Regions from separate parts of the Mus musculus genome. Here region 1 is linked to region 2. The links are chromatin loops, found by intact Hi-C in ENCODE. Cell type or tissue: left cerebral cortex. All regions are shown on one strand.

Region 1 (4,000 bases), 110 kb after region 2:
ATCTAAGAGAGATTCTTATAGCAGAGTACTGAAATCCACAACTGGTCAATGTGTAGTGAATAAGACATCAGTGGTCAGCTTTAAACAGGATGTATATATCACACCCCTGTCCCAAGGTCCAGGGATCTTCCCAGCAGAGGAAGTAGAAGCAGAGGCAGAAGTTGTAGAAACAGTGTTTTTCAGACATAACAAGTCAGTTGCACATAAAAATTTTCAGTGCCTGTGACAGGATGCACAAGATCATACAAAGTCAAGCAAGATAAAATTCTCACACAGAGTAGGAGAGGTGAGCATGAAGTCCCACACCTAGCTGAGGGACCATTGGCACTTGATAACTTTAAAGATAGGTTGGCCACTCTCTAAGGCAAGTCCTACACCCAAGAATATTGCGGCAACATAAATTGGACTCCATGGATTTAAAACAAAAATAAAAGGAGAGAGAGAGAGAGCAAAGTAGAGTAGATAAGGAGGTGGGATGAATTGGGGAGGAATTGAGAAGGGGTAAATATGATCAATATATAGCCCCAAAGGATTGATTAAAATAATTTAAAAAAAAAAACTTATGATGAGGGGCTGGAGAGATGGCTCAGCAGTTGAGAGCACTGTTGTTCTTGCAGAGGACCTGGGTTTGGTTCCCAGCACATGTATGATGCCTGCCTAACAACCATATGTAACTTCAGTTCCATATGGGATTCCAACAGGCAAAATAGTCAACATAGAGGCATGCAGACAAAACACCCATATATATTGCAAATGAATCTTTTTAAAAAACAATACTTACGAGATCCCCTGTGTCTTAGTCAGGATTTCTATTCCTGCACAAACATCATGACCAAGAAGCAAGTTGGGAAGGAAAGGGTTTATTTGGCTTCCATCACCAAGGAGGTCAGGACTGGAACTCAAGCAGGTCAGGAAGCAGGAGCTGATGCAGAGGCCATGGAGGGATGTTCTTTACTGGCTTGCCTCCCCTGGCTTGCTCAGCCTGCTCTCTTATAGAGCCAAGACTACCAGCCCAGAGATGGTCCCACCCACAAGGGACCTTTCCCCCTTTATCACTAATTGAGAAAATGCCTTACAGCTGGATCTCATGGAGGCATTTCCCCAACTGACGCTCCTTTCTCTGTGATAACCCCAGCCTGTGTCAAGTTGACACAAAACTAGTCAGTACACCCTGTATGCACAGGTGTCTCAGTGCAATACAGAATTGCTCCCTAAGGCACAGTACTGTACAGCAGACCAAAATTACTGCTGCACCACAGAAACCTCAAACCTGACAGTGCACAGCTCCACACCCCTCCCTTGAGCCCCCGTCCTCAGGCAATCTCCGCCCCTCACTCTGCTTCTGTGAGCTTCCCTGCTCCAGAGTTCTCATATAAGCGGGATTGTATAATACCTGCCCTTTGGTACTCTGGTTATTTTATCAAGCATCAGAGTCTCAAGGTGCATCCAGGTAACCTTAGACAGAATTTGCTTCCTTTCTAAGACCGGATACTGTTGCAATTCATGAATATGCCATGTTTTCCATATCCATTCATCTATCAACGAGCAGTCAGCTTCTTCCACCGTTTTCTATTACAAATTGTGCTACCATGAGCTGGGATCCAAGAATCTGATGTCAGTGCTTTTGGAAAACTATCCACACGGGGATTTGTGGATCTGTGGTAGCTCTGTTTCCAATGGTTTGGTTTTGTTTCGAAGGGATTTCCATTTCTGGTTTCCATAGAAACTGCTCCATTTTTTTGCATCCACAGCCATGCTGTAGGAAGGCTTCTGTTTCTCCATAGAGGTAACTTTTTACATAGTAATAAGCAGACTGATAAAACTTATGTGGAAATACGAGAGTCATGTCATCAGGCTAAGGGGCTTCTGGGACAGAGGCTGGGAAAGCCTGGTGATGTGTTCTCTCCAGGCACAGTAAAATAAAGAAAATTAAAATTTATACCTGTGAATACTTAATGAATATGACACTTGTTCCACTCAAATCAAAATGGTTTCCTCTCCCTCTCCCTCTCCCTCTCCCTCTCCCTCTCTCTCTCTCTCTCTCTCTCTCTCTCTCTTTCTCTCTCTCTCTCTCTCTCTCTCTCTCTCTTTCTCTCTCTCTCTCTTCTCTCCAACATCTCCTATTTTAATGTAGATAGCAATTACCATTTGATAGTTTGTTTCTCGATTTAATTATTCAAGACAACAAAGCAAAACAAGTTCTAAGGGCTGATAGCTGGTCATTTTGCCCTCGTGTGAACTGGGATCACAAGCTCTTTACTGATGGTGTGTTATCCAAAGGTGTTCACTCCTTAGTGGTCCTCAGAGTGGGAGGTCCCACATTTCTCTAGACTGGTGGTCCTCAACCTGTGAGTCAAGACACCCTGGGAAAACATATCAGATGTTTCCATTACAATTCATAACAGAAGCAAATTTACAACTACTAAGCAGCAAGGAAAACAATTTTATGGTTGGTCACTACAAGCAGAGGAACTATATTCAGGGGTCACAGCATCAGGAAGGTTGAGAGCCAAGGCTCTAAAGGGTCAGAGACTACAGCCTGGTTCATAGCACTTTCCTAGCAAATACTGATAAAGAAAAGCAATGTTTTTTACAAAGGATGTATTTATCCATCCTCCATGTAAATCTCAGCAAATGTCAATTGCCCATGTCAAGGAATTCCTTCTTTACAAAGAAACCTTTTTCTTACCGTGATTAGTTGGATGTGTCGGCGGGGACCTTCAGACAGGGGATCCTACCCCACATTTCTATCACCACTGGCAGACGTCCCAGGATCTCTCACTCAGTGTGACTTTGTTGCCATCTCCACTTTATCAAGTGAAGTAACTGTTGATGAAGAAAATCGCCCTGTGTGAGGAGAGCCCACCTGAGAGTGCTGGTGAGAAAGTGCTGGTAAGGAGTGCGTCAAGGAGAAAGCAGTGAAGTCTAAGAAAGGCAAAGGGTTTTGTTCTGAAGATCAGCAATTGTTTCAATCTGGCCTGGGTAAATGTGAAGATTTGGCAAACTCTCCAGACTGACATTTTGGAATATACATTTATATGTATTTCCTGTCCCTTTCAGTGTGCTTTATTTTCACTTGACATATCCATAAGTTCCCATTCTGATGAAGATACGCCGCGAATCTAAACTGTCATTCTTGTTCTTCCTCTTAGCGTGTGATGGGACAGAGGGAGGAGCTAACAGGCTCTCCTGGTTAAGTTTGGTTTTTGGCTTTTTATTTGTTTTGGGTTTTTTCCCCTGTCTTGTTTATTTTGTCTTTATTGTCAACCTTGCAGAAGTGACAGATGTGAGACACATATCTGGGAAGAGGGACTCCTCTTAACTAAAAAAAAAAAAAAGAAGAAGAAGAAGAAGAAGAAAATCTATAAGATTGGCCTGTTGGTAAGCCTACTGTGAATATTTTCGGTTAATGATTGATATGGGAGAGCCCAGCCCACTGTGAGCACCACCTCTGGGCAGGTGGTTCTGGAATGAAGAATAAAGAAGAATGAGCAAGCCATGGGGAGCAAGCCAGTGAGCAGAGCTCCTCCATGGTCTTTGCTTCAGTTCCTGCCTTCAGGTTCCTGCCTTAAGTTCATGCCCTGACTTCCCTTCATAATGGACTATGAACTATAGCCTAACATAAACCCTTTCTTCCCCAGGTTGCTTTTGGTCAACGAAGTCATAGAACATGGCACATTTTTGGAGGTCTGAGGACAATTCTTTTTTTTTCCATTTTTCTTTTTTATTAGGTATTTTCCTCATTTACATTTCCCATGCTATCCCAAAAGTCCCCCATACCCTCCCCCCAACTCCACTACCCACCCATTCCCACTTTTTGGCCCTGGTGTTCCCCTGTACTGGGGCATATAAAGTTTGCAAGTCCAATGGGCCTCTCTTTCCAGTGATGGCCTAATAGGCCATCTTTTGATACATATGCAGCTAGAGTCAAGTAACCGGGGTACTGGTTAGTTCATAATGTTGTTCCACCTATAGGGTTGCAGTTCCCTTTAGCTCCTTG
Region 2 (4,000 bases):
GAGGACCAGAGTTCAGCTACCCAGAACCCAAAAAAAAATCTGACCAGGCATGGTGTCCGCCAGTAACCACAGCACTTGGGAGATGAAGACAGGGAGGCTTGAAGTAAGTCGACTAGCTAGACTAGCCAGAGTTGGAAAGTTCCAGATTCAGTGAACCCTGATTCAGTAAATAAAGAGAAATCCAGGTCACCTTACAGCAACTTCAAGCTCCTACCTGTGCATGCTCTTACACACGTACACTTGTATTCATACATGTACAAATGCACATGCAGATGCATCACACATGATGCTCTCGTAAAGATAAGTGTGTCGTTTGATTTCCAAGCATCTATACGTTTTCTGAGGTTTACTAACTTTATTGGGTTTTGGTTTTGTTCTTGTTTGTTTGTTTATTTGTTGTTTTTTTATGCTTTGGGCTTTTGTAATTTCTCAATTCCTTTTTGTTCTTGGTCAAATTATTAGCAAGGGTTGAAGTATATGAGGAAATATATGTACTTTCTGCCAAGCCTAAGGGCCTGAGTTCCATCCCTTAAAGACTATGTAATAGGGGAAAGACGAGTCCTGATAATTGTTCTCTGACCTCCACAAGTTCTCTGTAGCATGCAGGTATGTATGTGCACACATGTGCTTGCGTGTGTGCCTGCACACACACACACACACACATACACCAATGTAATTTAAAATTTCTGCCACACTATTCTTCATTTACCTCTGCGGCTTCCTCTGAGTTCAGCTCACTCTTGTTTTCAGTTTGTTTCAAGCAATGCTTGTTTGGGAGGGGTCCTCGAGTTAGGTTCTCACTGTTTGATCTACTTGCATAGACTTAACTTCACCCTCTTGCAACTGGGAGTACAGGTGCATCCCACCGTGCTAGGCTTAACTTACTCCCCCAGCCCCAATTCCTTACACTGGAAGCTGATACCTAAACTGAAGACTTTTCCCCAAACCCAAGAATTTAATCCAACAGACTTATTATCTTTAATCCAAAAATCCTGCCTACTCTCCTCCGCTCCCTGCAAAGTGAGAGCCAACATGCAAACAATTTCCGGTTTTAGGGTATTTCAGATTTCAGAATGTCTTGGATTTGGGGGTTCCTGGTTAGGCCATACTGAAGTTGTAATGGCTAAGCAAGCATTCTGAGACACTTCTGGACTCCACATTTTTGGAAAGGAGACCAACCCTGAGTAAAGTCCCCCTCAGTTCCTCTTGCTTCCCTGGCAATCCAAGGAACTGTTATGTTTCAAATTTTCACTAAAACTAAAAGAGGCCTAATTTTGTTTGTATTCTTTGATCCATGTATTATTTAGAAGTTGTTTTTAGTAAATATTTGGAGATTGCCCAGAGATCTTTCTGCTTTTGATTTCTAAAATAATTCCATGTGGAACGAGAATGTTTCCTAAAATATCATAAGAGTTCTTTCATTACCAAGCTATGGCTATATTTTCTATTTTTAGCTGCCAATGGAAAAATATGTCAAAAATACATGCAAGCTGAAATAGAAACATTTAGAAACAAAACAGTTCTAGTTTGAGAGAATTTCTTACTCTTTACCCCACAGGCAACAGCAGGGGTTGCTGGTGGGGGATTCCAAATTTGGAGTCTGACATCAAGAGCCAGTCACATGCTTGCAAACTGTGGCCAGGGGATAGGAGTTAACCCACTTTCACACTGGTTTCTCTAGTCCAGCAGGATAGGCAATAATGAATGACACCTCAGTTGTTAAGGCTGCTGAGAAGACCAAAAAAAAAAAAATGCACAAATGCATTATAAAATACTAAAAGCAGCGGCGCAGACCTGCAGTGAGCCTTGTGCATTTCATAAAAGAAGTTGTACTTCTGATAATTCATCTGATAGACTATGATAGAAAAATCAGTTTCCAGAGACCTGAATTCAAACCCATCAGCTACACGGATGGCTTTGAAGAGCATCCATACATAGCACTTTGAGATGCATTTTGGTGGGAGATTTTTCTTAAATCTGCCCCTGGGGTGTGACAAGCCATTTAGTTAGGACACCTATCGCTGGAAGGGATCTCTTCGCCTTCACCACATGAGGCGAATCTGAAGCTCAAGTCTACACGAGTGTGAGTTCCAGTTTTGTGACTCACAGACTTCCGAGAAGAGAGTAGGAGAGAAGATGGGAAACTTAACTTCTAAACATCCCCCCAAAAACAGTGGTATCGGTATCACTACAGCCTAAGACAGCTTTAGAAAATCTGCCTTATTGTTCCTACTCCTCTCTCCCTGAAGGTGGCGCCCGTTAGCCGCTGTGCCCGTGCTCAGGCTCTGAGGTTCCCAGAAGCCAAGCACTTTGAAAGGCTGGCAGAAACCAAGAGCATTTATGAGTGGGACCGCTGTGCTTCCCTAGGGAAGACGTTTCCACACCGCGGGAAAGGCTTTCTAAGAGGAAATTACTCTAGCTTAACGATAGTGCTGCTCGGTAAAGTCAGAGCCAACCTGGAGAAGTCAGTCAATCCTGCCTGTCAGATGCCAGAGCCCCTGTGATCCTGCTCAATGACTTCCAGTGCCTAATGCCCGCCCTGGGAGGAGGGGGCGGGAGTGCCCTAGGTACCAACAAGAAAGCTCCCGAGCCTGATCTCCACCCAGAGCGCCTTTGCCTCCTTCTCATTACAGGTTGGGAGACTCTGAGAACACTGACAGTTCTTTTCCCTTCCTTGTCCCTTCCCCTCCCCACCCCCCTTCTCCTCTCCCTCCCTATTACCTTTCCTTTTATTCCCTTCCCTTCTTTCCCATCCCCTCCCTGTCTCTCTTCTCCCTCCCCAGGGGAAAGAAGGAGGAGGGAGAGACGCTCAAATCTTGTACTAAACAGTTCCATAGCTTAACCACCCTTCCAAACCTGTGTTCTTTCCGACTAATCTGATATCCAGATGCCAAAGCAAAGCCCACGTGGTTTGAGGTTTTTATCAGGCACGCAAAGAAAAGCTAGCTCTTGTTTGCTGCACACTGCTCTGCAGAAGAGCTGCAGGCCCCTTTTTGCTTTTATTTGTGGCCTCAAAGTCCAGACCCTCTCCCCTGTTCTTCGTCTTATTTTTGAGTTCTAGAGACCACACTGGAATCCAAACGGAAAGCGATCCCCCTAAAAGCCAAGGATAATTAAATTTACTAATTGAATTTTGTTTCAACAAATACAATTACAACATGCAATATCATCTCCTGGGGCTTTTTACATGTCTCAGGGAGGAGCCCTTGGTAACAGTGCTCCCCTGATAGAGAAAAGGGCTTTCTGCAGAGGAGAAACGGTGTGTCCCAGGCAGGTGTGCTCACAAGCCACTAGCCATTTCTAAGGGAACCTACACACTTAATATTGTCCTGGCTAACTCTACATGTGACAGACAGTTACGTTACAGCAATCTAAAATAAACCCAATGTCAATAGGGAAGGTTATTAAAAGGATATATTTACTTTAATGTTCACCAAGGTTTTAATATCTATGGATCCCCATATTATATGACTGATAGGAACACACACACACACACACACACACACACGCATAGGCACAGAGAGAGAGAGAGAGAGAGAGAGAGAGAGAGAGAGAGAGAGAGAGAGAGAGAGGTAGCAGTCCAAAAGAGGCTTAAAGAGACAGAGATTCATTTTCCTCTCAAAATCAGAAGCTCCAGGTCGCTCCTGCTCCTCTCTTGCTCCCTTGCTTTTCCCTCCCCCTTCCTCCTCCCCATTCTCTTTCCCCCTCTCTCTCCACGTGCTCATGGCCAACCTCTATTCTCTGTGTCTCTCAACTACCCTCTTAACTCCCCTCCCCATGCACTGAATAAACTCTATTCTATACTACAGAAGAAGAAGAGGAAGAGGAAGAGGAAGAGGAAGAGGAAGAGGAAGAGGAAGAGGAAGAGGAAGAAGAAGAAGAAGAAGAAGAAGAAGAAGAAGAAGAAGAAGAAGAAGAAGAAGAAGAAGAAGAAAGAGGAGGAGGAGGAAGAGGATAAGGAAGAGGAAGAAGCAGCTGCTCTGGGTCAGGTGGGGCTGGC

What was found. Hi-C counts contacts between places; a loop is a spot of excess contacts. Peaks named below come from ENCODE experiments on the same cell type or tissue, not always from the same donor. Only the 100,000 strongest peaks of a DNase experiment are listed, where the experiment ranks them.
Region 1: a loop joins it to region 2, with 2.7 times the contacts of the local background. A loop is called at or near these places in 4 of 42 quality-filtered maps.

Annotation. Positions count from the first base shown.
Region 1 is chr4:100,698,905-100,702,904 of GRCm38, forward strand. No RefSeq gene overlaps it. Among named protein-coding and RNA genes, the nearest start is that of Gm46888, 12 kb to the left of the region's middle. In left cerebral cortex, no CTCF peak of the experiment used is centred here; a DNase peak (open chromatin) is centred at 1,684.
Region 2 is chr4:100,586,149-100,590,148 of GRCm38, forward strand. No RefSeq gene overlaps it. Among named protein-coding and RNA genes, the nearest start is that of Ube2uos, 60 kb to the left of the region's middle. In left cerebral cortex, a CTCF peak has its summit at 2,245 (motif pointing right); a DNase peak (open chromatin) is centred at 2,283; H3K4me3 peaks cover 633 bases.